3 separate regions of the Homo sapiens genome follow, and regions 1 and 2 are each linked to region 3. Evidence: chromatin loops called from intact Hi-C (ENCODE). Cell type or tissue: CD14-positive monocyte. All regions are shown on one strand. Links, peaks and the distances in the headings refer to the core of each region. The heading gives the core; the rest is flanking DNA. Region 1 overlaps WWOX (WW domain containing oxidoreductase). Region 2 overlaps WWOX (WW domain containing oxidoreductase). Region 3 holds the start of LOC107984806 (a long non-coding RNA gene).

Region 1 (10,034 bases), core at 1,880-6,879, 57 kb after region 3:
GTGCTAGGATTGGAGACCCCAGCAGAAGTAGCAAATACTGTGTGAGGTTTAAGGAGGTTGGAGGCACCTTCGCTTGTACTTCTACATGTGTCCCTTCATGTCTAGTTCACTGATTTTTTAATTGAAATTTTAATTGAAGACTCACATGTAGTTGTAAGAAATAATATACAATGATTCCTCATATTCTTAGCTCAGTTTCCCCCAGTGATAGCTTTTGCAAAACAATTGTGCAATATCACAGTGTTGACACTTACAGAATCTATGGATCTTATTCAGATTTCTCATTTTACCTGTACTCAAGTGTGTATATGTGTGTCTGTGTCTACATATGTAGTTTTATACAGTGTCATCAAATGTGTAGCTTCCTTTATACACAACTACATCAAGACAGTGAACAGTGCATCACCACAAAATTCCCTTGCGTTGCCTTGCAAACCACACCCACCTTCCTTCTGCGCCTGCCTCATCCCTGACCCCTGGCAACCACTAAACTGTTCTCCACTTTTAAAATGTTGTTTTTTCAAAATTATTATATAAGCAGAATAGCATAGTATGTAATCTTTTGGGGACTGACTTTTTTCACTCGGTACAATTCCGTGGAGATTCTTCCCAGTTGTTGCACGTGTCGGTAGCTTGTTTAATTTCATTGCTCAGTAGTATTCCATGGTATTGTACATATAAGTGATCGTATGTTTAATCACTCTCCCGCTGAAGGAAATCTAGTCTTGGCTATTGAAAGTAATGCTATTATAAACATTTGTACACAAGTGTTTGTGTAAATAGAAGTTTTCTTTTCTCTGGGATAAATGCCCATGAATGCAATTGGTGGGTTGTAGGGTAATGACATGATTAGTTTGTATAAGAAACTGTCAAGCTGTTTCCATGCTATTTTACATTTCCACCAGCATTTGGTGATCTAGTTTCACTATATCTTCACCAGCATTTGGTGGTGTTGCAGTTTTTTATTTTAGCCATTCTGGTAAACATGTAGTGATATTTCACTGTGGTTTTAATTAAATTGCCCTGATAGCTAATAATTTTAAACATATTTTCATTTGTTTGTCATCTATATATCCTCTTCGGTGAAATGTCTATTAATGTTTTTTTCTCATTTTCTATTTGAATTGTTGTATTATTGTTGCATTTTGAAAATTCTTTATATATTCTAGTTATTGGTTCTTTGTTGGATATGTGGTTTGCAAATATCTTCTCTCAATCTACAGCTTGTCTTTTCATCATCTTTACATGGACATTTGCAAAATAAAAGTATTTAGTTTTAATGAGGTCCAATTTATCAATTTTTCCTTTCATCAACTGAGCTTTTGTTGCCAAATCTAATAATTCTTTGGGTAACCATATATCCCAAATAATTTCTAATATTTTTTTCCTAAAAGTCATATATTTTTGCATTTTGCATGTATGCCCATGATAAATTTTGAGTTAATTTTTGTATAAGATGTGAGGTTAAGGTCAAGTCTAATAAATTTTGCCTAGGAACATCTCATTGTTTTAGCACCATTTGCTGAAAATGATCTTCCTCCAGAGAATTTTTTTACCTTTATTCAAAATGAATTGAGCATGTTTGTGTGGGTATCTTTCTGGCTTCTTTATTCCACTGATCTATGTGTCTGTCTCTCTGACAATTATACGCTGTCTTCATTACTATAGCTATGTAGTAAGCCTCATGTCAGGTAGAGTGATTCTTCTCACTGTATTCTTTTTTATTAAGATTATTTTAGCTTCCTAAGACCTGTGCTTTTTCATATAAATTGTACAATATGGTTGTCTATGTCTACCAGAAGCCTTGCTGCAGTTTTAATGGGGTTTAAATCTATAGGTCTAACATTAAACCTATAGATCAATTCGGGAGAATTGACATCTTTACTATGTTGAGTCTTCCAGTTTGTGGACATGGTATGTAATTCTATTTATTTAGTATAAACCCACTGGAGTGTGTACCTAAGCATTTCATTTTCTTTGGAGCGATTGTAAATGGCATTGTGTTTTTAATTCCAACTTCTACATATATCTAGAAATATGATTGAGTTTTGTGTGTTGATCTTGATCCTATGAGCTTGCTGATTGCATTTATTATAAAGTTCCAGGAGTTTTTTATTTTTGTTTGTATTTGTTAGTTTTTTTGAGATTTCTTGGGATTTTCTATCTAGCCTGTCATGTCATATGCAAATAGAGAATTTTATTTCTTCCTTTATAATATGTGTGCCCTTTTTTTATTGCCTTATTGTAGTGGCTAGAACTTCCTGTGCTATGTTGAACAAGAGTAGTGAGAACATCCTTGCCTTGCTCCTGATCTTAGGGAGGGGGAAGTTATTTACCATTTCACCACTAAATTTGATGCTAGCTGTAAATTTTTTGTAGATGTTCTTTATCAAGTTGAAGTGATTCTTCTCAATTCCTAAATTACTAAGAAACTTTTGAAAATGATAATGGGTGTGTACTTTTTATCAACTGCTTTTTGTATGCCAATCTATATGATCATATGATTTTCCTTTAGCTTTTTGATATGGTGGACTATATTGATTTTAAATATTGAACCAGCCTTGAAGACCTGGAATAAATCCCACTTGGTCATGGCATATATGTTTTTTTATACATTGTTGGATACAGTTTGCTAACATTTTGTGGATAGCTCACCAACTTTTATTCAGAAAACATCCGTCTCAGTTTAGTGCCCAACAAGGAAAGCATACTGTTTGTTGGGTGGGTTCCATTTTTGTGGTTAGGAGAAGAATATAGCTCCCTTCCTAGGGACGGTCTCAAATGAGTCCCCATCAGCCACCAGGGAGCTCAGCTTTAGTTGCATAAGAACCAATGAGCATTTAGTTTCATGTCTCATAAATAATCTGCCTGCTTATATTTTCATCTGTACTTCTCTCAGCTGGCATTCTGCCACAGACTACATTTAGGACCGCAGCCAGTGGGTTACAGCAGGAGACCAGACTCCAAGTTCTGGCCTCACGTTGCTTGGTATACATCACTCAGTTCTGTTGGCATGGATGCTCCTCCTATACCCCATCAGCCATCTTGCAGTATGGGTTTGGTGGATCACACAGGGATTCAGATAAGAGGGTTCAGATCCTTCTATCCATCAACCCACCCATCCACATCACTGAAAAAGGGACTCTCAGATGCCGATGACCAGTAAGACCACATCTGTGGGCACAAAAGAGCCCATTTATGTTTTTTATGGGAACCTAAGAAGGAAATGCTTTTCTGGTCAAATACGTTCTTCTCTGATTAGGCCTCTCATTTTAAGGCAGTTGAGAAGACTCACAGATGTGATTCACTGGCAATGGCTCTGGTTCACCAAGCTTAGCTCTGCTCAGTCTACCTTTAGCAGAAGATTAAAAATGAAAACTCTTCTTGTTAGAGGTAGAAGAGATCCTTTCCCAAACCATAGATTCATGGAACTGTCAAAGAGCAGCACTGAACTTTGTACTCAATGCCTTAATTTTTCCAGTTGAGGATAATTCACACTAAACAAGGGATTTCACCTCTCTGACTCATGCATCAGGAACTTGGAGATAAAGCCCTGTTAATAATTCATAATTATATAGCATAGCATAGGGCAGTTTCAGATGCTTCAACTACCAGGTAGGTAGAATAAAGGAATGAAGTTGCTGTGTATACGATGATAAATGGTGCTAAATCTATGTCCCCAATATAGGGAAGACAGGAGAAAGTGCCAAAGATAGTGTGCATGCCTCATCTCTAAGGGGCAGCCATTATTGACGTCCAGCTGAATGTTGCCACGTGGAAATTAGCTATAAACTTGCCAGAACCTCCAGTTTTTCTGGAGAGATTAGATTAGAAATTCATATATTTTTAAATATTAAATCATCCCTTTTTCTTGAGATGGTGTCACGTCGTTGCCCAGGCCACCGTTTATGTTGTCCAGGCCACCCTGGAACTCCTGGACTCAAGTGACTTTACCCCTTTGGCCTCCTGGGTAGCCGGGACTACAGGCGTGTGTCACTGCATCCAGCTTAAGTTATCCGATTTGTAAATGGTGGCAATGAAATCATTGCGTAGGCCACTTGGAGTGAGCCAAATAAAATACATCCGCAGTCCAGATTCAACCTGCAGGCCATCATTCTGCTGTCACTGGTGTAGAAGACTTTTTCAGCCTAGTTTATTCTAGGCTCTTTTCATTTCTCCCTGATTTGAGGCTTTGTAGGACGTTGCACAGGAATTATTTCCCTTTTAAACGTTAGTTTTCATTTTACCAGTGCAACTCTGCTATTGGCACATCTATGAAATACGTAAAGCTATCATTTTAATACTAAAGAGGAAACACAAATTTGACTCATTTCCCCAGAAAATTCCCCTCCTGCTTTCCATATGTTATATAGTTAACTGTAAAAGTGGCACCACCTCTTAAACAGCCAGCTATTCTGATCATTTGAAATCTGGAACATTCTTTCCTACGGTGGTTGACTTTTCACTGCCTTTGAGGTTCTTTCCAAGTAAAGGCGTTATTCTTTGTGGTGTGCTCCTGGAGGTCACTAACAAAACGTCTCCAGCAGGTGTTGTGTGGATTCCCCCAAATCCGTAGGCTCTTATTTCCTAGACATGAAGAGTATGTGCGCCTTCTTTTTGGTTACCCTGGACCAGACATTCCTCAGCACTGGCTTGCATTGGCAGGAGGTGGCAGAGGGAGAGGACAGTAACCAATACCGCTCCTTCTACATGATCAGTGTTCAGGTTGAAGACAAACAGGGCTCCAATTATGTTGTGATTTAGAAGGCGACAGAGCTGAGACCTCACCCTCTGCTTATGGGCTGCATGCCTTTCTCAGTGAAATAACGCAGAATGCAGAGGCCATGCCTGCAGATCAGGGGTGCTAGAGGATAGGCAAGAAGTAAGTGGCCACCCTATCTCGTGTTGAGAGCATGCTAGTCTCCGAACGGCCTGCCAGGGTGCCTGACAGCCAGAGCCACCTAATGGGCCTATTTGATCCTGGAGTTGCTGTAATGGCAAGAAAATCCATGGCCTCCAGCCCCAGTGTTGAAGTTTTGACGCTAATGTGATGATAATTCTCTTTTCTTTGACTGGGGACTTGCCTTTGTTTATCTTTTTTTGTTGTTTTAGCCATGAAATATCACATGTAAATAGCCGAGGATATCTGGGCTCTGAGTCTTTAAAAGGCAACAGAAAGGTCTCTGTTACGAAGGGGGAACTAGTTTTCATTGTCACTGTATTAAGCAGAAGTTGGGAATCATAGAAGACCTTGATCTTACCATATCCCTTGTTAAATTTCCTCTAATACTATTGAGAAGTTTATCCTCTACTTTTTCCTGTAGAGTAAAAGATATCGATTTTGTTTCTGTCGGCACTGCCTTGGAACTTGCTTGCATCCCTCCCCCACGCGAGGCGAGGCCCTGAGGAGCGGGATTCGCTGACCCATGCTGGCAGAACGGGTGATGGATGAGGCAGAGAAGGGTACAGGCTGGCTGGACCATGCGATGGGGAATGCAGGTGGAACAGGCTTCCTCCTGAATCAGGAGTGGAAGAGGAGTCTGGGGTGAAGCCAAGGGGAAGACAGTTAAGCTTTAAAAAACCAACTGCCCAGCCGGGCGCAGTGTCTCATGCCTGTAATCCCAGCACTTTGGGACGATGAGGCGGGCGGATCACGAGGTCAAGAGATCCAGATCATTCTGGCCAACATGGTGAAACCCTGTCTCTACTAAAAAATACAAAAATTAGCTGGGCGTGGTGGCGTGTTCCTGTAGTCTCAGCTACTCGGGAGGTTGAGGCAGGAGAATCGCTTGAACCCGGGAGGCAGAGGTTGCAGTGAGCCGAGATCACGCCACTGCACTCCAGCTTGGCGACAGAGTGAGTCTCCATCTCAAAGAAAAAAAAAAAAAAACAAAAACCTGCCCTGCCCAGCCATGCCCAAACAGAGTGGCCAGCAGTCAGCTTAGTGTGGGCAGAGCTCAGGGAATTATTCTGCAGTGCAGCTAACATCTAGCACCTTCTTTGTGTCAGGTGGGCCAGCACTGGGGTGGAGGCCGAGACAGCTTGTGAGCTCACTCCCTGGGAGATAGAACGGAGTACCCAGTTGCACTGAGGGAAGAGCAGGGATAGAAGTGGGCTCCGGGTCTAGGAGACGGTGGAAAGAGAGGACTGCTCCTAGCGTGAGAGTGTCAGGGAAGCTTGCTGGGGGAAATACAAGGAAGGAAGAGAATGCAGGCAGCTCAAAAGAGCCGGGCAAGGAGACCTGCAGAGCGAGCGGAGGCCTGGTTTCTGTGAAGCACAGGGCAGGAAAATCCAAACTCACTTGAGTACACGCTCAGGGTCATGGGCTTGCTATATTTTTCATTCAACCGCCAAGAAATCTTGAGAGGCAGCTTTATCATCTCCATGTGAGGAGGAGGAGATTCAGGCCCAGCGTAGTGGCTTGCGAAAAGATTCCAGCACTAAAGTTTGACCCCAGTCCTACCTGACTTCCTTTCTCCAGCTGTGAGACTCCCCTGTACAATTTTTCTGGAGGGTCTAGAGTCACATGAGTCACGCCAAGCCGCCCTTTCAGTGCGAAGGAATCCAAGCAGAGCCCTCCTCTGCTGTGGGTACTTACTTAGGGAACTGTGGAGGTGTCCTCAGGTAGCCACTGGTGTGTGGGGTCATACCAAGTCATTTGGTTTACATCGGGAATGCCTTTTGTCGTTATGTCTAGACCCCTGGAGAACAGCCCACGGCAATGCACTTGTGGAAATTCGGACTGTGGATTACACTGAGTAACAATCCTAATAATACCTGCACACAATCAGTTGCCTGTCCAAAAAGCAATAAAGAACCTCTAGATTTTGTGGTCACCATATTAATCATAAATTGGGGATCATAGAAGGCCTTAATCTCATTGTACATACTTTTCTATTCCTCCCAGTACCATTTAAAGGTTAGTGAAAGCAACCTTTAGTATCATCTGTTTTTTGGGGGGGGTTTTTTGTTGTTGTTGTTTAGCTGTTTATGGGTAGGAGAATGCGTGCTCTTTTAGGGACATCTCTTCAAATAAGAACAGGTTGTAACCTACACTCAAAAGAGATGCTCTTGGCAAGGTATGGCCCCTAAGGTTTGAAAGCGTTTTCCAGGCCTGCTGTCAGGCCAGGCTGGACTGTCCACAATTTCTTGTCCTGCCTCCCGTGATGCTAGCCATGGATGCACCCCAGAAGCATTTAGAATTTGGGAGAAAAAGGAGCAAGGCATACTGCCCAAATCCAAAACAACTTTGGCTCCCTTTGGCCTCCATTCTAACATGCTGAGTGGATGCATCATGGATAGTCTTTTAAAAACAAGTTCTCATCTATTCAATGTCAGAGCCCTAAATGGTATGAAAAATAGGCAACTTGGGTCATGCCACTACAGATCGACACCCACTAAATCCTTTTAATTTAGTCTAGTGCAACAAGTATTTGTGTAAGTGTCCTCTGCCCTGGACACCGGTGAGGTCACCGTGGGAATGGCTGGGCAGGAACAAAGCCTTTTGTTTCCAGCTGAGTTTCCTTTTCTGAAGATTGCCTGTCCTAGACACCAGTTCTCTGTTCTCTGTGACTCTGATTCCTGTCTCCTCTTCTTTCACTCTCATCCATTTTCAATACTGGCCCCTCATTTCACTTCCTCAGCTAAATCTACCTCTCAAAGATAGACATGGACATATAAATAATTTTTTAAAATCCTCTTTTGCAAAAAAAAAAAAAAAAAGAGGTGAATTTAGTTGAAAGGATATAGCCACTCTTTTCTGAAGTGATGGGGATATTCGATGGCAATTTTGTGTTTTCTTCACTTGGAAAAACTAAAAAGTTTGCAACATTTAAAAAAAATACAACCCTTATGCTGATGGATGTACACTGTAAAACAACCACGTTTGGTAAACTGTTAATCACTTTCATAGTGTATGTGGATGGAGCCAGTTAAACCAGTTTTCATGTCTTTTGGGTCCTTTTGAGTCTGAAGATAACCATTTTTTAGGTCCTCATGAACCTCTGAGCATGAACCATGAAATTCCTATTACACCTGTGCTTTTATAAACTTGATCCAAGGTTTAGGCTCTCAGTGCCTGTTTCCTGTTTAATACATATCATGGTTTTGGAAAAAATGAAAGAAAGAAAGAAGAGGAAGAGCTGTCATTCCTCTGACAAGTATTTTCAGTGGAATTAGGGTCATGATGTCATGCTTATTTCAAAAGATAGCTTCATCTGTGCCTTCACCCAGACTTAGGGTTCTAGATTCTTCTAGATTCTACAGCAGGCACTGGCAAGCTTTTGCTTAAGAAGGCAAGCCGGGAATGGTGGCTCACGCCTGTAATCCCAGCACTTTGGGAGGCCGAGGCAGGCAGATCATGAAGTCAAGAGATGGAAACCATTCTGGCCAACATGGTGAAACCCCATCTCTCCTAAAAATACAAAAATTAGCTGGGCATGGTGGCGTGTGCCTGTAGTTCCAGCTACTCGGGAGGCCGAGGCAGGAGAATCACTTGAACCAGGGAGGAAGAGGTTGCAGTGAGCTGAGATCACGCCATTGCACTCCAGCCTGGCGACAGAGGGAGACTCTGTTTCAACAACAACAACAAAAAAGGTGGGGGGGTGGGCAGAGAGTAAAATATTTTAGACTTTGAAGTCTAAGAGACAAAATTGAGGTTATTATGTAGGTATTCATATAGCATTTAAAATGTAATCATTTTAAAATGTAGAAATCACTTTTAGATCGTAGACCATAAAAAAACAGCAGGAAAAACTACATGGTTGGCTGGATTTGGCCAAGTTGACATAGAGAGCCAATCCCTCATCTCCAGCAGGGCTTTTACTCAATGATACAGTGCGCATGAATTGCTTGGGGGATTGTGTACAAAGTGCAGATTTGGTTATAGGAGGTCAGGGAGGGGCCTCAATTCTACATTCCTAAGAAGCTCCTAACAGGCTGATAATCCATGGATCGCATTTTGAATAGAAAGGATTATGCAAAAAGCCAGAGTTTTTTTTTCCCTTGTCTTATACCAGTGGTGCCTAGCATGGTGTCAGGTTTATAGAGGACTAATACATATAAGAAGGAGAAAGGGAGGGAGGAGGAATTCCAGTTGTTTTTTTTTTAATCTAGGTACAAGTCTCTCTGTTGATTTCTAAACATCGAATGAAGATGAAGGAAATACTTAAAGCACCTAAGCACTCATAACTCACTTAGTCATTTCACTATTAAAAGAGAAAAATAGTTAGTTTACAATTTCCAGGAAATCAGACAGGTCACCACCACCTCTTCAACGACTGGAATTTGCACAGTCTCACTACTCATAGGCCCATCTGTTACTACTAACAGTGCTAATGTGATTGTCTGTAGGTCTAGCAATTGGAGGTTGTTCGTTTCTTTGAGACAAGGTCTCACTCTGTTGCCCAGGCTGGAGTGCAGTGGTACAATTTCAGCTCACTGCAACCTTTGCATCCTGGGCTCAAGCAATCCTCCCACGTCAACCTCCAGAATAGCTAAGACCCAGGTGCGCACCAACACACTTGGCTAATTTTTGTGCATTTTGTAGAGATGGGGTTTTGCCATGCTGCTCAAGCTATTCTCGAACTCCTGACCTCAAGTGATTCACCCGCCTCAGCCTCCCAAAGTGCTGGGATAACAGGCGTGAGCCACCGCTCCCAGCAACAATTGCAGTTTTTAAAGGCAGAAAATATTACACAGGTGGGTTCAAATTTGCCACACCAAGTAGAAGGTGTTGGAAGGAAAATTAGGAATTCTTAAGCTTCAGAAGATTAGTAGTCAGAGTTAAAAACCAGACAATTAACAAGTTAAAAAAAAATTGTGAAGCACACACAGCTGTTATCTTCCAGAAACACTGCTTACAGAGGTAATTGCTCACAGATTTTAGGGTTTACAGCAGGTATCACAGGATTTCAAATTTAAGAGGGGGGTGGGGGCCTGTGTTCAAAGTCTTAAGAATATCCAAGGGATGTATGATGTATGCATAATTACCTGAAATTGAAACTACTGTAGTTTAAACACTTGCTGAAAGAAGA
Region 2 (10,034 bases), core at 2,818-7,817, 75 kb after region 3:
ACTGGGAGGCGGAGGTTGCAGTGAGCTGAGATCGTGCCATTGCACTCTGGCCTGGGCAACGAGCAAAACTCCACCTCAAAAAAAAAAAAAAAAAAAAAAGAGAGAGAGAATAAGGTCAGAGGGGGAAAAGAGAGAAAGTGAAAGCAACAGTAAGGAAGAGAATTGGAAAAAAAAAAAAAGGAACTGATCTGGCTGTATCTGTCGAGTTGCTTCTGCCGTTTCTAGCCCAGCCCACGGTTTTCCCTCTGCAGGGTGTCTGTGGGCATGGTTTGCAAATAAACAGTGAGAAGTATAAGCTAAACATAGACTTTAGGCATATACATAATAGGCAGGCGTGATCGCGTTCACCCATTCAGTTTGCCATATAAAAGCTTTTCCTCGGTGCCACTTTATGGCCCAGAAACAAGGCTACAAAAACTTTAATACTGCTTTTTATTTTATAGAAAAATATAAATCAATACTTTCATGTCTGTTTGACGTGTTTGGGAGCTACAGCAATTGAGGCTTGCCAGTGTCTGGATGCCCCACCACTACCACGCCACTTAGCTCAGAGTTTGTTTTTTTCCTTCCACCATGTGAAATGTTGCTGGTTAACCAGTTAAAACGGGGAGATGGCCATGATTGCTTTTAGATTGCCACTTCCACATTGAGTGAATTTTATAATAAGAAGCCATTTTTTCCCCGACAGGCTGCCCTTGTGCCCGCCTCTCTGACTTTGAGGTCCTCATTATTGTGGGTTTAAATGAAGGATGTTCATTCAGGCAGGGATGGGGGGATGGGGGGAGGCCACCAGGCATCAGCGCTGTTATCAGGACCTTCTATCAGGCCAAGTGACAGGCGTCCAGAGCAAGAATGCAGAGCTCATGGTGGAGACCTCCGGCTGACACCAAAGGTGACTCCCCTCACTCTAACCTTGAAAGGGAAAGTTCCCACTTTATTAAAATGAATTTCGAAAGGGCCGCTCTGACAGCTGCATAATTAAATACTGGAGTGTCAGCGATAATTTATTCCACTCGCATGTGGTGGTCAGATCCTTTTCACTAGAGGGTCAGCAAACTCAGTGACAGAGGCAAGGAGACAAGGGATTCAGGGCCCTTTGTCATTTATGTAGCACCAGCCCTGAAATCGGAGACTCATAAAACCTACAAATACACACACAAACACAAACCAGGCAAACCCACACACCACAGAGAAGAGGCAAAGTGTGCATAAAGATACCCTGTTGTTATTCACCCAGTACAACTCTCTAATTCATGTATAAACAGTAAGTGTAAAATGTTCCACACCCTTATGTATAGACTTTTAACCTCTATTTGAGGGTCTCTGGGAGGACCATAGTTGTTTCTGAAGTATCACTTATCCTACGTTCCATGTAAGATCTCTTTCCTAGGGTAAACTTGATATGGAAGGTCTTCACAGATTAAAACGAAGGAAAAAAAAAAAAAAAACTAGATAAATCTCCCTGGACATGAACTTTTGTAGAAGTAGTTACAATGCTAGTGACCTCATATACTCATGGTAACGGCTTCCGGCATCCAATGACCTTGCCATTGCGGAGGTCAATTTCATGTGTGTGTGCACACATGGGTGCGTATATGTTACAGAGGGAAACTTGCCTGTTTGAAGCAGGTGTCGTGGAAACAACATGGGCTTTAGAGCCAGACATGGAATCCTTTCTTATGATTAATGCAGCTAAATTTCCCACTGCAGCCGGTAGCATATTGCTTCATAAATGTCTATAAAAAAATACGAAAAATAGAATCAGAGCAAATTCAGCATAGACCTCCTTGGGATGTTTATTCTTTGTTTATGTTGGTGTTTTGTTTTGTGTTGTTTCAGCTGGGGTGCAGTTGTATTCTGTTCCCTCTTTGCTAGTTCAGAGGCAGTGAAAGCGTGCTTCTCAGGACTCATTGTCCAGAAGATTCTGCCTACAGCTGGTTTTACGCAGAGAAGTAGCACACAAACCCAGTCCATGATTTCTTATTTGACTCTGTCCTGTTTACTCTGTCAGGGTGAAAAGCACAGGCCAAGCTCGGCTAGTCAAAGCATTACTTTGTCACAGGCAGGCTTGGCTTCTCCGAGTCAGCCTGAACAAATTACATCCCTCACTCGGTCGCCGAACCGGGAACAGGGTTATAACTCAGTCTAAGCACCCGTCCCTCTTCTATTACCTTCATAACCAAGGTCATACTAATCAACTCAATTACCAGCCCTCTCAGACATTTTCATAATGTTTTCTGGTAGTTGCTCTCCTGTGAAAATCTTTCGGTCTAAGCAAATTAATGTCATTTTCATAACTATCTGCATTTCAGGTACAGTGATCTCCTTTAAAAAGGCTGCGTCCCAGCAGCATAGACCAGCTTTACCTCCCAGCGTAGTCTTCAGACAAGTTGGGGTATTGCCGAAGTCCATTCTTGACTTTTTTTAATAGTGCAAACAAATCATCTTGTTTTTAGGAAAACATGAAATTATAAAGAAATTGACTTCAATCACTTCTGGAGGCAGAGCACTGAGTTGCCTCCCCACCTCATTCCCCTCACTCCCAACTCAGCAACCTGGGTGTTTCAGCCAGGGCTTTTCCAGGCCTTAATTTCTCTGACACAGGAGGATGGAATTACATTATTTCCACCACAAAGATTGTGTTTTAAATCCTTCTTAGTTTGCAGCTTTTCTTCCCTTTTGCCTCCTCTTTAGTTCATTCCAATGATAAATCCTCCCTCCTTTGTCACAGAGCCACTGTGTACTTTCATAGACCATCCTATTTTTCAACGAGAGTTCAGAACCACACCATACGGGCAGTAGTCCGCATTTTCAACATTTCCTAACAGCACAATTGTTAGGTAGCTAACAATTGAATTGACTATGTCAGGTAGACTTATTTTTCGAGTTGTGCTGGTTAACTGCAATCCAAGTTTAGGAAGCAAACTACCAATTTCATTTAATAGAATGAGCTAACCAAGGCACATGGTGACTACTGTCCCTCAAGACCGCTGAACTACCACTTCCAGCACCTGCTCAGATTATTCATTACAATGAAGCTCTTTAACACTGTGTTTGCATTCTTTAGTATATATCTTGTTAATAGTAGGCCCTGAATAAAGACCAGTTGAACAAATAAACTATTTTTCCATGTATTAATTCTTTAGTGAACTTGCTTATTTGTTCAGAAGAGACATTAAGCTAAGTATACAACACTCGGTAAATTTCAACTTCATCATATATATAATAATTATTTTTTTTTGAGACAGAGCCTTGCTGTGTCATCCAGGCTGGAGTGCATGGCCTGATCTCTACTCTCTGCAACCTCCACCTCCCAGGTTCAAACAATTCTCATGCGTCAGCCTCCTGAGTAGCTGTGATTACAGGTGTGTGCTACCACGGCCGGCTAATTTTTTTGTATTTTATTAGAGACGGGGTTTTGCCATGTTGGCCAAGCTGATCTGGAACTCATGTGCTCGAGCAATCCACCCACCTCGGCCTCCCAAAATGCTGGGATAACAGGCATGAACCACCATGCCCGGCCATCAGAAATATTTTATTTCACTATTTTAAAAAATTAGCAAAGAAGCAAATATGACAAAATGCTAACAATTCCAAAATGCTAATAACTTCTGAGTGGTGAGTATAAGTGTGATTATTATATTATTCTTAGTATTTGGTTTTTTTCTGTAGTGTGTAGTTTCCCTCCATGACACTGAGGGCTCAGATGGCTCTGACCTTGGAGACAGGGAGACATTTAGTGAAGGAATGGGAGGTAAGGAGCTGGCATCTCTGGTGTGTCCATCATGCACTGACCTGCACTAGATGTTTTGCTTCCAGAGTCTCCTGGAATGCTCCATGGCCTCCACGCATCGTAATTCCCATCAGCTTAAGGCAGCGAAGCGAATGCCCACAGTGCCCAAGTCACTTGCCCAAGGTTATCCAAGTCAAATAAGACAGAGATGAGATTCAAATTCAGGCCACAATGACTTCAAAAACCCTTGTATCCTTGTTTTGTTTCGTTTCCCTGCAAACATTGTTTTAGTTGAGATGAAATTCACGTAATATACAGTTAACCATTTTAAAGTGTACACTTCAGTGGCATTTAGTGAACTCAGTGTTATGCCACCGTCACCTCTTTTTAGTTTCAAAACTTTGTCATCACCCCAGAAAAGCATACACATAAAGTCATCACTGCCCCATTCCCTTCTTCCAACTTCTCTGCTTTTGGTCTCTGTGGATTTGCCTATTCTGGGTATACCACATAAAAGGAATCAAAGAATATGTGACCTTTTGTGTCTAGCTCCGTTCACTTAGCATGCTGTTTCCAAGGCTTGTCTAAGTTGTGGCATGTGTCAGTACTTTATTCTTTTTTATGGCTGCATAGTATTCCACTGCATGGATATACCACATCTTGTTTATCTGTTCATCCATTGATGGACATTTGGGTTGTTTCCGCCTTCTAGGTATAATGACTTGTGTTGCCATAAACATTTGTATACAAGTTTCTGTGTGGACATGTTCTCACTTTTCTTGGGTATATACTTAGGGGTGGAATTGCTGGGTCATATGATCAGTCTAGGTTTAACTTTTTGATGAACTGACAAACTGCTATCCACAGTGGCTGCCTGTACCATTTTACAGAAAATCTCTGCTTTTAATACTTCTGGATGTGTTCTAAGGCACTAGGCTTTTCATTAAGTTCATTTCTGCAGAAAGAGTTAAGGAGTGTTCTCAGGTAACTATAATCAACCCCCAGGGACTTACTCAAGTTGTGCATGTGCAACTGAAATATCTGGCAGGCATCCAGTCCCTGTTATTTCAGTCTCTCCCCGCCTCCCTGCCCACACCTCTGAAGCTCCATATTACCCAGGAAGGGACAATGGGGGGCCTAGAAATGTGGAGGGAGGCAAGAGAGTGATAATTATGCCATCTACACTTGTCGACTAGAATTTCCAGGTACTTTCACCTCTAGGCTCTTACCTGGCTTTTGTGAAGCCCCTCAGGGAAGAGGAGGAAAGCTGGGCAAGGGGGAGGGGTAAACCAAGTCCCAGGAAAGTCATTCCAGTTTCCCAAGATCCCGGAGCTTGTTTGTATCCAGCTGAGATCCAGTTGAGACCAGAATTCACTCTCTCCACACCTCCATCAGCTGTGGCCTCGAGTTCCTTAACATTTTTTAAAACAAAAAACTTTTGCATGGGAAAAATCCCTTTAGAAAGTTAAAGGTTTTCCTTATACAAACTATCTCACTTTGAAAACTGGCCCACTGTAAAAATCTTGATTCCGGAGCTTCCTTAAAAATCTTTTCACCCCTTTAAAGTGAAAGTTATGGAGAATCTATTAGATACAAATTAATACGGGCAAGGCGTGTGCTAGCTGTTTTATAAACATGATCCCACTTAATCCTCCACTTCACAATTCTGAAAAGTCAACAAATTTGGCCCATGGTAGAGAGGAGGAAACCAAGACTTGAAACATTAAATAACATGTCCAAAGTCTCCCATTTCAGAGACAGGGGCATTTGGCTCCAGGTTTTTCTGACTCTAGACAGTAGTTTGTTTTTAGCACATCAAATGTCTGAGACTTGTGATGTGTTAGAAAGCACAAAGGACTTTGATCACAAGATCAAGCCCCAGAGGGCCATGACTGCATAAACCACAACAACTGCGTGGCTGCCTGTCACGTCTTCATCTGCAAGTTGGAGGAACTTGGAGAAATGCAGTGCTTCCCTGCAGCTGCAGAGGGTCTCACTGAGCACTATTCTTGGAATTCTTAAAAGCTGGGCCTGTAAGCCTTTTTTGCATTTCCTTTCAGCCACCTCCTGGCTGTCCTTTTAAAGCCAGGGTAAAGTCCCCAGCACCCAGAATCAAGGATGGGGAAGAGGAATTTTGAGAATGTGCTTCCTGCTTCACACAAATAGCTAAAGACAGAAATGATGGCACAAGCCCTAACCAACAACTAGGAAGGTAGGTTGTCCAAGACAAATTGCAGTTTAGAATGGACCTGCCAAATGGGTGGGTGGGCAGGATGGCTGGGATCGCCAGTGCCCAACCTTGCCACAGCCTCCTTTTGTCACTCTAGGGACTACCCTTTTCCTCCCCAGACGTTTTTCCTGACTCTAAATAGTGGGAAAAGTCTGGTTTGAGATTGCTGTATTGCAGGGAAGTTCTTACAGCGGGCTTGATGGGCCCAGAAATCAAGATGGAAAAAAACAACCCTCTATGTTGATGGCCATGCACAGTGGCTCAGCAGAACTGGCTCTGTTGACCAGGCTTGGGTGCTCTCCTGCAGGGCATTGCAATCTTTAGGACACCTTCATTACCCCTCCTAAAAGGAGATTTTATAATGAGCGCCAACCAGCTCAAACAAGTTAGGATCTCCTAACATGTCTGGTGAAAATACAGGAGTATTTTTCATCATCTCTGGAAAAGTTGCTATCATGTCCTTCAATAACCCAGTCTAACCATGTTTTTCCAGTGGAAATGATTCCCGGTAGAATGTCCTATGTTCCTTTTGCACATTTCTCCTTACAAACATCATCTCATTTAATCCTCACCACAAAACTGATAGTGTCATCTCCAATTTATAGTTGAGGAAATAGAGGATCAGAGAAGCTACGTGATCTATGCAAGGTCCCCCAGCTAGGAAGTAGCAAAGATGGAATTTGACCCAGGTCTGACTCCAGAAGCACTTTCCTCTTTTGCCTCCTAATACATTTTCTTATAGGGAGCATCCTGCAATACAACTGTTAAGACCACTTAATGTTATCTTTGGATTAAAAATGGTACCACTCTCATAAATCAATGAGTTTCATACCCTAAATTATGCCAGATTAAGAAAATGAAATCTGACTGTAAATTACTTCTCTAGGAGCAAATGATTGCTTGATTCTATTGTAGAAAATAAAAATTTTTTACTTAAACCACACAAATTAAAAAATGGAACTCACTTTCACAGTCAAGAGTTACTTCTATTTTTTTTTACAGTAAATGCGCTCTTTAAGATGTTGCAAGCTCAATTCATGATTTTTTTTTCTTTTTCTGTATGTTTCTAAATTTAGAAGTTACATTTACAAGGAGGTAATTTGCAAGGTCATCCTTTTTTAAAGAAATTTAAGCAGGAGATGAGGTCTTTCCAGGTTTGAGGGTGATAGCTCGTGATTCTTCATCAACTTTGGCCAAACCTTCGTGGATTCCTGTGTGCTGATTATTAGTGCCTTGCCTACAAATTTTTAATACATTGACTTATCTAAATATTCCTGCATGCACACTCCCCAATCTAAGAAAAATGTGAGATGTTGGGAAATGTTTCCAAGAATAGACCAAAGGATTAGTCAGCCTAGAGAAGTGAACTTTAAGAGGAACTATGTTTATTCAGTGGTGATTATTTGCTGACCCAGTGCTAGGCACGTGAGAGTGAGAGGGATGGAATGCTTGCAGGAGTTGCCTTGGATATCACACACTGACTTGGGAGACACACATAGCGACAGATAATTACAACATAGGGACACCCGGGGAAAATGTAGACGAGGTTTAGGGGTTGCTCAGAGGAGGAATTAACTCTATAAGGAAGTATTCTGATAATGGCTTTCAATTATAGGACATATCTAATAACATGATTACATACTCTCTTAATAGTGTAGCACTATAGTTGTTATTTATTTCCCACACTGAACAAATATAATTATCATATACACCCTTTCCATTATTAGCTCTCTCCATTTTTAATGAAAACAGTGGTTGGTGGTTTATAAGAAGTTTTTTGTCGGTGTCATCTTTCACATCAGTTTGCTACCCAGAATTTAAACATTCCTTTTTTGCTGCTGTTTTAATTTGAAATAAGAATGGTAGCCCCCAGGTCCCCTAACAGTGGGTGCTGATTTCACAGTGGGCTTACAAATGCTCTTCAAGAGTATCTCAGTGTTGAGTCCAGCCACCCAAGGGAGACTGGTTCTTCACTGTGCATCATGGCCTTTTAATGCCATTTTGCTTTTTTATCATCCAATCAGCAGATGTTCTTTCTTCATTCACGTTGAAAGCACTTCGCTATGGAAACGAGTAAAGTTCATTGTCTTATTTTTTGTTTGTTTTGTTTTCTGATGTCCTGACAGCAGAATCAATCTTCGGAATCCTTTTCAATAAAAAAAAAAATTACCAAAACAAATATGATCACAGAAGCTTTTAAAATCTGAAATCCCAGGAAGCTAATTAGTGCATCCTTTTAAGATGGCTTCCTGCATTTCGATATACGCATAAGCTTGGGTTTCAGATGCAGTTGGCAGTTTGCCATGAGTCAGACAGGTCATCCTGACTCTCAGGAACACGGAGCTCCTGCAGAAGCCTGTGGAGCGAGGGCAAGTTGGGATCCTCCCCTGTGTTAGCACGTGACTGTCCTCTGTCACCATGTAGCAGGTGGAGGCCAGGAACTACATTTTCTTGGGTTCCTGGTGGTTAGTTGTACGCCCCATGAACTTCTCTCATTTCCTTAATTATATCCAAAATAATGCCCTTGTTTTATTTCCCCACTTGGCACTGAGCCTTAGGGAGCAGGAACTGTGTATATCCCACAGCTTTGCATGGCACTTGGCACGTAGGAATGTATTAAATGCAGCTGCTTTCGTGCAGGAAGCGCGGACTTCAGATTTGGTCAAAGATCCATGATTTCAGAGCAGGCAGCCCTTTTAAACCTGTATCTGAGTCACTTCAATGCCTTGTGTTTCTGCTCTGGGCTGCAAACTCAAGAGCAGCAACCACTTATCTTGGTACCTGTAGTCCCGAGCCCTGTGTCTGGCTCAGAGTAGGCCCTACATAAATGTTTGCTCCTCCTCACTGAGTGGCTGCATGAATTGCATCCAGCATGTCTACTCTGGGAAAGAACCTGTGGAGCCTCTTTAGGAGTGTGTTTTTGCCCTCCCTCGGAATCTGGTGATCTCACTACCAATGGCAAAGACAAACTGTGAGGTGTTTTTTTGTTTGTGTGCACGCGCACGTATGTGTGTGTGTAAAAAGGCCATGGAAATATAAAATTGTAACCTAAATGCCTTCACGGCCAGTTATGGTGGCTCACGCCTGTAATTCCAGCACTCTGGGAGGCCAAGATGAGAGGATCACTTGAGCCTAGAAGTTTGAGACCAGTCAGGGCAATATAGACTACCTGCAAAAAGAAAAAAAAAAAAATGCCAGGTGTAGTGGTGTGCGCCTGTAGTCCCAGCTACTCAGGGGGCTGAGGCAGGAAGATTGCTTGAGCCTGGGACGTCAAGGCTGCAGTGAACCATGATGGTGCCACTGCACTCCAGGCTGTGTGACAGAGCAAGACCCCATCTCTAAATAAGTAAATAAATGCCTCTGTGAATCCATTTCATTGCATTGGAAAGACCTCCAGGATTCTCTGCAGAAGAATCTTTCCCAACATAAAATCCATTGTTAATCACATTTGACACACATGTGTGCCCATGTCTCTGGGCCTGTGTCCATAGGCATCTACGTCACTGCAGAGTGAACCCTTTCGGTTCACATCACCTGCTCCCCTCCTGGGCCTCCTGAGGGGTGTGAGAGTGGCACATTCCACAGGAAGGGAACCCTGCATGTCCATGTGCCATGTGCCATGTGCCATCTTAGAGACGTAAAAACACTTTGTATGTTTGGGGTACAACTCAGTAACCCATTGGTGCAGATATGTGATTCTTAGGATGGCCCACATGGGTCTCTTTCACACACCCACGTGCATGACCCAAGTGAGCAAACAGGCAGAGACTGGGACCAGAAGCTCACTGTGGTTCTAAGCAAGCAGTTGAACTGGTGGCTTCTGATGGCCTGAGAAGCAGTTTCCCTTGATAAGTCTTCAGCCACACAAAAAGAGACTGTAGCTCACAACACTCACAGTCAAAGCCACTGGAAATAACTATTTCCTATCAAATAAAGCCTTTCTCTTGAAAAATTTGAAGAAAAAAAAAAAACCCACCTAGTGAAACCTTAGAATCAACCTGAAGGTTCAACAGCAGGTGAATGATTCCATAAATCATAGTATATTCACTTAATGGAATACTAGGTAGCCAC
Region 3 (10,034 bases), core at 1,726-6,725:
GCCTCAAAGTCCCAACGTGCTGGGATTACAGGCATGAGCCACCACGCCCTGCTAAGGTGGCAATCTTTATACATAAAAAACAGGAATGACTTCTTCGAATTGGTGCACTAGAGAAATGTTTTCCAGTCGCCTAAGCGTTTAAGCATGGTAAACAGATTACCATATTAGTTGCCCAGACCTTGCAAAACTTCATAGTGTTTGTTTGTTTCCCTTGGGAGGCTGTTCTGAGAAGGAACCTTTTCATTCCTCGGAGTTCTGATGTGTTCATTGGCCCCTGTTGTCATGCTGGATATGGGGGCGGTTCAAGGGGGGCTTGGGTGCCTGAGAAAAAGAGTGAAAAACCCAACTGCGAAAACCCAAGAGAAACCGAAAGAGTGAACACTGGAAAAAAAAAAAAGGGGGGGCCGGCGAGCTTCAGGACCTAAGCGGTTAAGGAACTGGCTTTGACAGGAAGTGGGCAGGAGGCTGTTTTCAGTATGCTCATGGGAACCCAGCTGGAAAGTGCTGTGGTGAGTGTGTGTGGAAAAAAGGGGCTTTAATCAAGCTATAAATATCTGTTTCTTTGAAGTTTTATGACCAACAATTAATGTTACTGGAAGGCCCATAAAAAGGGCTGTTTCTTGACTTGGTGGGTCTGAGTGGGCCAGGGTCGGGTTAAGATGCTAGCCTCGTGGGGTGCCATCCTGACAGATTCTACTGTGTGCGTGTGTGTGTGTGTGTGTGTGTGTGTGTGTGTGTGTGTGATATAATGTGTTGCATTGGTGTCTAAAGCCATGCTCAGTATATAGTTATATATTTCATTCATTCATCCGTTCATTCAGTTATCTCACGTTTCTGGAGGGCCCTCTATGTGCAATACCTAGTGATACAGCAGTGAACAAAGGAAATCCCTGCCCTCAGGGAGCTTTCATTCTACTTGGGGAAAGAGACGTGAAAGAAATCAAGACATGCAAGCAAGGATAAGTGCTGTAAAGATAATTCATTCCTGTTTAGAGGGCTGAGGACAGGAAGACGATGCTGTATGGCTCTAGACAGGGTTCTGTGATGAGTGGCCTGTGGACAGATTCCTGTCCGAAGAGGTGCAGGGTGCAAGGGAGGAGGGGACGGCAAGTATCAAGGTCCCGAGTGAGGCACATGCTCGGCGGGGCCCAGGCATGCCACCAAGGCCAGGAGGAGAGACTGAGGAGGCTTGGCCATGCCCTGCCTTGTTGGTTTTTAGAAAGACTCTGTTTTGGTTATTTTGTTTTTCTTTTTTTGAGACATCTGGAGTGCAGCGGCATGATCTCAGCTCACTGCAACCTTTGCCTCCTGGGTTCAAACAATTGTCCTGCCTCAGCCTCCCAAGAAGTTGGGACTACAGGCATTCATGCCACCGCACCCAGCTCAAATTTTTGTATTTTTTGTAGATACCATGTTGGCCAGCCTGGTCTCAACCTCCTGACCTCAGGTGATCCACCCACATCGGCCTCCCAAAGTACTGGGATTATAGGCACAAGCCACCGCTCCAGGCCTAGAAAGACTGGATTTTACCCTGATTGAGCGAGGGAGGCTCTCGAGGTTTTATTTGGTTCTGCCCAGTGACCAGCCACCATAACCACATCCTTCCCCCAGACTTTTTCCTCTTCCTATAAAACAAAACAAACAATGTGAACAACAAAAGCAAAAACAAAAAACTAAGTAGTAGTTGGGGCATTTTTATTTTAATGCTGCTTTTTTTTTTCTCACCTTTTGCTATATGCTGATCCCAGTGCATGAAATTTTTTTGTAATCTCATTCCTGTGTTGAAGCTCTTTCACTGCTTTCGTGAGCACAGATGAATTTGAAGGCTGCCAGGCAGTAGCAACATATACCAGCTTCCCCACTGGGTGTTCATTCTACCCAATTTTTGTTCATGTGGACTTCAGGAATCTGGGATTTATGATCTTCGGATTTGGCTCTTGGCTTGAGGCTTAGCCTGTGCAGTCATCTTGGAGAGAGGGTTTACTAAGCAAAGAACACCCCAGAACAATCTGGGGGAACTGTGCCCTTTGCAAGAGAGCAGTTTTAAAGTACCCTCGGGCAATTTAGAAGCTCCTACTGACTCAAGGATATTCTTACCTCTTCGTTAAAGCAGCTCGCCTAAGGACTTTGCTAGATAAAAGTTGGTTTTCTCAAGAGGGTTTCTGCACACACCCGACCGCATCTTTTTCTTTTCTTTTCTTTGTTTTTTTTTTTTTTTTTTTTGAGACGGAGTCTAGCTCTGTCACCAGGCTGGAGAGCAGTGGTATTATCTGGGCTCACTGCAACCTCCACTTCCTGGGTTCAAGTGATTCTCCTGCCTCAGCCTCCTGAGTAGCTGGGACCACAGGTGCATGCCACCACGCCCAGCTAATTTTTGTATTTTTAGTAGAGACGGAGTTTCACCATGTTGGCCAAGATGGTCTCGATCTCTTGACCTCGTGATCTTTTCTCGCCTCGGCCTCCCAAAGTGCTGGGATTACAGGTGTGAGCCACCGCACCGGGCCTCACGTTTTTCTTTTAAAGAAATGTGTAATTCAGATCAGTCTTGCTTTCAGGTAGTCTGAATTAGGGGAGTTTGCCTGTGTGCAAGAGAAGGCTTCCTACTTCATTTTCTTGTGTGCAGGGAGCCATTTATGACTAATAGGATTCATTACATGTGTGTTTAGCCCACCGATTATTAAGGCTTTAACAATATTAAAACCTAAAGAGATAACAGAGGGGAAGCCTTTGGGAGCTAGGAATCAATCGTGCTGGGTGGCTTGAAAACAGGGCAGTAAAATGGCAGCCGCCTAGCCTGTGGTCTTTAATATTAATAAAGCCAGAGGCGATATCACTTAGTTGTTCCAACATGATTGGTTCCTCATGGATGTGCACCCTTGCTCATCACCATCTCACCACCAGGCTGACCCTATACATCTTCCAGGAGCCCAGCTCTTTCCCCTGGAAATGGTTCTCTGAGTTTCAGCTGCAGTTCAGGGAAAAGGCCAGCAGCCACGTTCCTTGTTTTGTGTAATTGGTCTTTAGCCTGATCTGATTCATCTGGCGAAACCCCTTTTTCCAGTAAAAGTCGTTGGCGAGGAGTGAATTGTGATGGAAACAGAGACAGATGTATGTACCTTTCATGGACATAATTTCCCCAAGACTGAACACAAAAATGAGGGTTTTTGGAGATCTCTCTGGAATTAATGTAAACGTTGTTGAAAACATATTATTCTATGGCTCCTTCATAAACCCTAGGCCATCCCGAGGCTGTCTCACTCAGGCCCCTCAGCCCTCATAACCCCCCAGCTCCATAGGAGTGGAGTTTGGATTTCAACTAGATAAGGCCCATTTTCATGGATGGACATGTGAGTTTTCATCTATAATATAGAATGCTATTTTCTAGTTAGGTTGGAGCAAAAGTAATCGCGGTTTTCACCATTATATTCAATAGCAAAAACCGCAATTACTTTTGCACCACTACTTTTTACCTAGCAGTTCAACAGCTGTAAAGAAAGATGCTGAGCTGTTGGTTACGTAACTGTGGTACAGCCATTTCATAGACAAGTCTACATCAATGAAAAGAATGACACTTCTAAAGGAAAAAAAATGGGCAAAAATTATGTGTTTACATCTATCAGAAAAACAAAACAAATGTCACGGTGTGGTTGGGAGGAGGTGGGGAGAGAGGCAGATTTTGGAGGCGAAAGATACACAGAAACACTAAATACCTGTCTATTAATACTGACAGTAGTTGCGTTTAGGGGATGAGACTCTAAATTTGTTTATTTAAATTTTCTCATTTTAAAAAATGAGTCCTTTCAATTATGAGATCAAAAAGAAATGTTCAGTGGCTTATTGTGACCCAACATTTTTCTGTTTGATTTAGATAGAGCTTTTATTTGCCTAAAAATTGTGCTTGCAATATATATGATGATTTTTTTTTCTTTTATTAAATGAAAAAGAGTCATTTAACAGTCACAGTGGCTCAGCCACCACCCGCAGCAGGCAGTGGGCCCACTTCACCTTCCCAGCAGGCCTCCAGTGCCCGGTGCAGGGTGGCCCATTGGCACCCACAACAAACATCACGACATTACTTTTACCGCACACTTCCTGTCGAGGCACAGGCAGTGCTTCAGCCTTTTTGGTAACTTGAATGAACATCAAAAGGATAATCAGATATTAGTTAAACTTGTTCCTCTTCTCCAATCATTGATACTTTTCTCTCTTGCTTCCCCTCCCCCTGCCCTTCGACACAGAGTGACAGGCCTGAAGTAAAAAGGGAAAAGGGGAACCGAGTGACTCAGCCCAGAGTGGGCCTCACCGCAGCTTCCTGGCCACTTTCTCGCTCTCTCCTTCCAAGAGAGAAAGGGGAGGAAGCCCAGAGCCTTCTATCACTTAGTACCGTGTCATATACCACTTCCACAAATGCTAGGGAATGAACGAATACATGTATGAATGAATGAATGTCCATGGGGTCACTCAGAAGTAGTGGCATAATTTAGCCAGATAAAGTGCCCACCTAGCACTCATCCCACCTCCTCACTCCTCTATCCTGTGAATGCAGAAATACAATTCCTCATTTACAAACAACTGTGCATGTAGGGTTGCTTGCAAAAGTTCGTCGTGTGCCGATATTTCATTACCACTTTTGCCAGCGCTCTCGTCTGCATTTCCTGAGGTTTTTCTTTTTTTTTTTTTTTTCTTTTTTTCTTTGATACGGGGTCTCGCTCTGTCTCCCAGGCTGGAGTGCAATGGCACGATCTCGGCTCGCTGCAAACTCCAACTGGTTCAAGCAATTCCCCTGCCTTAGCCTCCCAGGTAGTTGGGATTACAGGCGCCCGCCACCATGTCCAGCTAATTTTTTTGTATTTTTAGTGGAGACTGGGTTTCACCATGTTGGCCAAACTGGTCCAGAACTCCTGACCTCAGGCAGTCTGCCCACCTCGGCCTCCCAAAGTGCTGGGATGACGGGTGTGAGCCACCGCACCAGGCCATTTCCTCAGTTTTAAAAAGCAAATAAGAAACAACAACAAACTGCATCAGAGTAACCGTTTCAAAAACCCATCTCAGGTCTGTTTTTTCTTTTTTTTTTAAGTTAGCATTTTCTAGAAGTTTTGGTATAAAATATGTACAAGGATACATATATAAACTTAGTGACCATCTGAAGATAAACCTGGAATGAGGAATAACAACCTCTCATTTAAAGGAGTTTTAAAGAGACAAGAGGGAGGAAACGAGAAGAGAATGACAGTGTTTCTTTCATTAAAAGGAGCCCAATATTTATTGAGCCAACAGGTTTACACTGTGTCTACCCCAGAGTGTCATCAGCCCAAACCAGATCAGCGTCGTGGGCGATTTTTTTCACTTTACTGCTGAGGGGATTTGCCAATCGCCTGGTCAGCTTCTGAATTCTTCGGGCACACAGGAGGGGCGACATGGTTCTGGCTTATTTCTAAGTCCCTTTGAGGTGATTTCTGGTCCACAAATTGAGGCAAAATAATCCTCACAATTTCTTGGATATTCTCTGCCCCAGCCCCGTTCTATTGCAAAGGAGGCTTCTCTAAAAGGCTTCCCAATGCCTTAGAATCTACTTAAGGGTATTTTTGCTGGAGAAAGAGCTGCTGTCTTTGTCCACCTGTCGTTTTCCTTTCTACCCCAACAGGGCTTTCTCCCTCTGGCTGTTTTATTTAGCGGGAGAAGACAGAAGAGATGGAAAAATGGACCCTGCATTTATAGCTGTTCCTTCAAGGAGCTCAAACTGCTTTCAGGCATTTCCTTATTACCTCATTAATCCTCATAATGGTCCCTTGGCAGAATTATTCTTATTTTCAGAATGGAGAAATTGAGGCACGGACAAAATAAATGGCAGGTGGAAGGTCAGAGAGCCAGGCAGCAGAAGAGGTGGGGGCAGCAGGATGGCTTCTGGTTTCTGCCCTGGTCCATCAGTCAGAATGTCCTCTTCAGATGAGGAGATGCAGGGTGAGGCGCGGGGGAGCTGACATTGCATAAATAATAAAACAAATGGAGCCACATTTAGTTATCACTCATCTAGCGGAAGTCGATCTTCTTGGGACATGAGTAGGCTCTAACCTGGCAGGTTTTTCAACATGGAACCATTATTTGTCACATGTGTTCTGTGTGCCAGGGACTGAGTTCTTCTCAACGGAGTTTACATGTGAGAGGAGCAAGGGACAAACCTCACAAATAGGAATACAGACCTCAGAAAGCCGACTTCACCCTTGCATACTCCTCCAGGTTGCCCTCGCCTCCCGCCTGGATCACTGCTCAATTCTCTCTCTCTCTTTTTTTTTTTTTTTTTTTTTTAAGACAGAGTCTTGCTCTGTTGTTTAGGCATGATCTAGCTCACTGCAACCTCTGCCTCCCAGGTTCAAGTGATTTTCCCACCTCAGCCTCCCTAGTAGCTGGGACTACAGGCATGCGCTGCCACACCCGGATAATTTTTTTTTTTTTTTTTTTTTTGGTATTTTTGGTAAAGATGGGGTTTCACCATGTTGTCAAGGCTGGTCTAAAACTCCTGACCTCAACTGATCCGCCTGCCTCGGTCTCCCAAAGTGCTGGGATTACAGGCATGAGCCACAGAGCCTGACCACAGTCCTTTCTTTTAAGGGCCTCCTGGCACCCAGCCATGTTGGGACCCTTTCAGTTCTTTCTCCACGGAGAACCAGAATCTCCTTTGAAAATATGTTAGATCACCTCTTTCTCCTGCTCCGAACTTTCTGAAGGCGTCCCCTGTTACTCGGAGTGCAAGCCATGCTCTCGAGCTGGCCATGGCATCCTGCGTCCTCTCCCTTCCCCCATTGGCTCTGTTCTTCCTGCCAGTGCTCTTCCCCCTGCTCACTGGGTTCCAGCTGTGCGGGCCTCCCTGCTGTTCAATGGAATGAGACCCATGCCCCTCCTGGTTATCCCACTCAGAGTGCCCTTCAACAGCTACAGGGCTGGCCCATCCTTTCTCTGTTACCTTCGGAGGAAGCCTTCTCTAGATACCATCTTTAAAACAGCAATCTTCCTTCTCCATCCCCAGCAGCACCTCTGACCCCCTTCACCTGCTTTATTTTTCTCCATATTATCATTGCCATCAATCCAAGCACAATTTCCAGTTACTTACCCATTTTGCTTTCTCCCCGCTCTTTGAGAATGCTGGCTCCAACAGGGCAGGTATTTCACCTGTTTTGTTTATGCCTGCATCCCCATCACTAGGAACCTCATAGGTGCTTAGCAAATTTTTGATCTTAATACAGAAATTGACTCTCACAGAATAAGAAGAAGGAGCTTGAAGCCGAGGTTTGTGCCCAGAAGATCTCACTAGATTCTTTATACTCTGGGGAGAAGAAAGGATCAGGGTCGGGTGGGGACATCTGTGGGCATATTGGGGAGGGGGCCAGGAAGAAGCCAGGAAGGGGGCATGCTGTCATTCGTGGGTTTTGCAACTTTCTGTGGCATAGAAGGCATAGAAGGATCTCTTCATTTAAAAGGTCAGGTTGGATTTTTTTTTTTTAACTTCAACACCAGTTAACTTACTTGCTTCCATCATACCCTGTAGGTACTCGTTATGGACAGGAATACATGTAGGGTGAAGGCTGCTCTGGGTCAGTGGATTCACAGAGAAGTCAGAATTCTCTTTTATAAAGAGCCTGCTTTTCTCAATAATTGCATAATGACGTCTTTGATTCCCAGGCCCTCATGCCTAGCTGTTTCCTTAGGCATTTATTCAAGATCCGAGATGCCATTCGCAATCCAGCAGGATGCATATTTGTATCTGGCTCCAAAACTTTTTTTTTTTTTTTTTGGCCCACATCACTGCAGCCCATGGCAGAAGAGTCTAGCAATTAGCAGGAACTGAAAGTGATAATTTATTGCAACCAACGCTGTGATCTAATAGTCACACATTACAAAAGCAAAATCCATATTTTGTTCGCAGTGGCACCGCAGCGCTATCATATGCTCCACATGCTTTCTAATGTCTTTTGTTTGTATTAGGAAAAAACATAACCCTCTCCTACTGAGAACCAGAGAGAGCCCCTCAGGTTCTGAGAATGACGACATTCAACATCGTACTCCAAAGGGGGTTAGGTTTGTGTGCTAGGGGTGAACGCTGTGCAATTTAATTCTGTTTCCAAAAGATCTTTGGAGGATAAAGGATACTTTCTGTCTTTTATTTAGGGAAGGCGATCATGTTGGCACAGGGCATAAGAGAGTAGCGGGGCTGAGAGTGGGAACTGAGGAGATTCAAGCCTTTTGCCCGTCGATCGCAGTTCAGATCTGTTGATTTTGACCATTGCATCTTGCCTCACATCTGAACTTCAGGTGAAGTTTCAAACCACCAGGCAACATGCATTACAGGCAAAATGATAAGTCAGGTCCTGCCGGGTGACTAAGGCAGTGTGGCAATGCTTCAAGCCTTTAAAACCATATCCCAGTGGCCCCAAAGCATTAATATGTCTGGAACATTGCCTGTCCAATATCTAGAGAGGCGCCTGCAGAATTTGATTCCTAGGTACATCAAGTTTTTGAGCTGGAAGAAACTTGAGACGCTCTTTAGTCCAGCAAATTTCAAACCTGTCTGCTCATCAGAATCACCTGGGAGCTTGAAAACACACAGATGCCTGGGCCTCACCATCCAGAGAGACATTCATTTGATTGCAGATTGAATCCAGAAGCTCTAAGCAGAGGCACAGTCACATTTGGGGACTCCTTTTATTTAGTAGAGGAGGAAACTGAGTCTCAGTGTCTGAGACAGACAGTGGGGATTGAACACAGACACCTGACTCCCAGTGGGTGGTATTTTCTCCTAGAGTGCATTTCTGCTTCTTAACCAGCAGAAGAAAGCCCATTAACTAACCCCTCAGGGGTCACCATGGGCAAAGGAGTGCATATTAAGAACTGTCTGGAAAGAAAAGAAGGTCATTGGAATCTTCTTCACCCCTTCCCTGGTACTGATGGTTGCATTTCAATGGATTTCTCCAAAAGCAATTATCACAGTGTTCCTGTGTGTTGAGCAAACTTCCCTTGTAATCACCTTAGCGTTTTCTTTTGTTAAAGAGTAAGAAGAATGGTTTCATAGTGAATTTTTCCTAAAATGTGCAGGGTGTAGAAGAAGGAATTGCACACAATACATGTCTACTAGGCAGGTCAACATAAATGAGTAGAGGCAGGTAATAACCCAGATACACTTTGTTGGAAAGTGGAATGCATAGAAATGGTCTTCATTTCTGCAAAGAAAAATGTACATTCTCCTTTTTTTCCTTGCAATATGTTGCCTTCTCTGTATATCTTTTAAAATTTCTACTTCTGATAGAGTAAAGGGTATAGTTTTGTCCGTTTTGTGTTGCTATAACAAAATACCTGAGACTGGGTAATTCATAAAGAAAAGAAGTTTGTTTGATTCACAGTTCTCATGCCTGGAAAGTTCAAGATTAAGCATCTGGGGAGGGCCTCAGGCTGCTTTCACTCCTGGCAGAAGGCAAAGAGAAGCCAGTGTGTGCAGAGATCACATGGGCAGAGAGGAAGCAAGAGAGAAGGGAAGTGCCAGGCTCTTTTAAACAACCAGCTCCCGTGGGAAATCACAGAGGGAGAACTCACTCACTACCATGAGGATGGCATGAAGCCCTTCATGAGGGATCCGTCCCCATGACCCAAACACCTCCCGGTAGGCTCCATCTCCTGACATCTTCACACAAGAGATCAAATGTCAACATGAGATTTGGTGGGGACAGGCAAACCAGATCCAAACCATAGTGACTATGATATATCTTTCACATTTCTCTTTACAAAAAGAAAAACAATGTAAGGTCCCGTGACAATTAGCCTTACTGCCGGGGAGACCATAAGGAGTGGTGGAGACTGTGGTAAACTGCAGCGCGCACACTCTGTTAACAGAGGAGGTCACTTTCCATTCTAGCTGACTGTTGTCATATGAGGATACACAACTATGCTGGCCAGTTTCTTTAATTTTTTTTCTCTTCTAACAGAATCTAGAAATGTAGATTGTGTGTGCGTGTGTGTGTGTGTGTTTGTGAGAGAGAGAGAGAGAG

What was found. A loop is a pair of places that touch in the nucleus more often than their neighbours do. Peaks named below come from ENCODE experiments on the same cell type or tissue, not always from the same donor. Only the 100,000 strongest peaks of a DNase experiment are listed, where the experiment ranks them.
Region 1: it touches region 3 in a loop (2.2-fold over the local background); 3 of 110 quality-filtered maps call a loop at or near these places.
Region 2: a loop joins it to region 3, with 6 times the contacts of the local background. A loop is called at or near these places in 3 of 110 quality-filtered maps.

What each region holds. Positions count from the first base shown.
Region 1 is chr16:79,146,799-79,156,832 of GRCh38, forward strand. The region is part of intron 8 of WWOX (WW domain containing oxidoreductase); the gene reads left to right. Among named protein-coding and RNA genes, the nearest start is that of MAF, 450 kb to the right of the region's middle. In CD14-positive monocyte, for the core only: no CTCF peak of the experiment used is centred there; a DNase peak (open chromatin) is centred at 4,313; H3K27ac peaks cover 727 bases.
Region 2 is chr16:79,163,719-79,173,752 of GRCh38, forward strand. All of the region lies in intron 8 of WWOX (WW domain containing oxidoreductase), which reads left to right. Among named protein-coding and RNA genes, the nearest start is that of MAF, 430 kb to the right of the region's middle. RefSeq lists an enhancer at 6,096-6,668. In CD14-positive monocyte, for the core only: CTCF peaks have their summits at 5,727 and 5,926; DNase peaks (open chromatin) are centred at 5,633 and 7,403; H3K4me3 peaks cover 1,290 bases; H3K27ac peaks cover 2,023 bases.
Region 3 is chr16:79,089,577-79,099,610 of GRCh38, forward strand. All of the region lies in intron 8 of WWOX (WW domain containing oxidoreductase), which reads left to right. It overlaps LOC107984806 (a long non-coding RNA gene), which reads left to right and starts at 474. Exons shown (of 3, transcript XR_001752381.2): 1 at 474-509. In CD14-positive monocyte, for the core only: no CTCF peak of the experiment used is centred there; a DNase peak (open chromatin) is centred at 4,285; H3K4me3 peaks cover 2,157 bases; H3K27ac peaks cover 1,254 bases.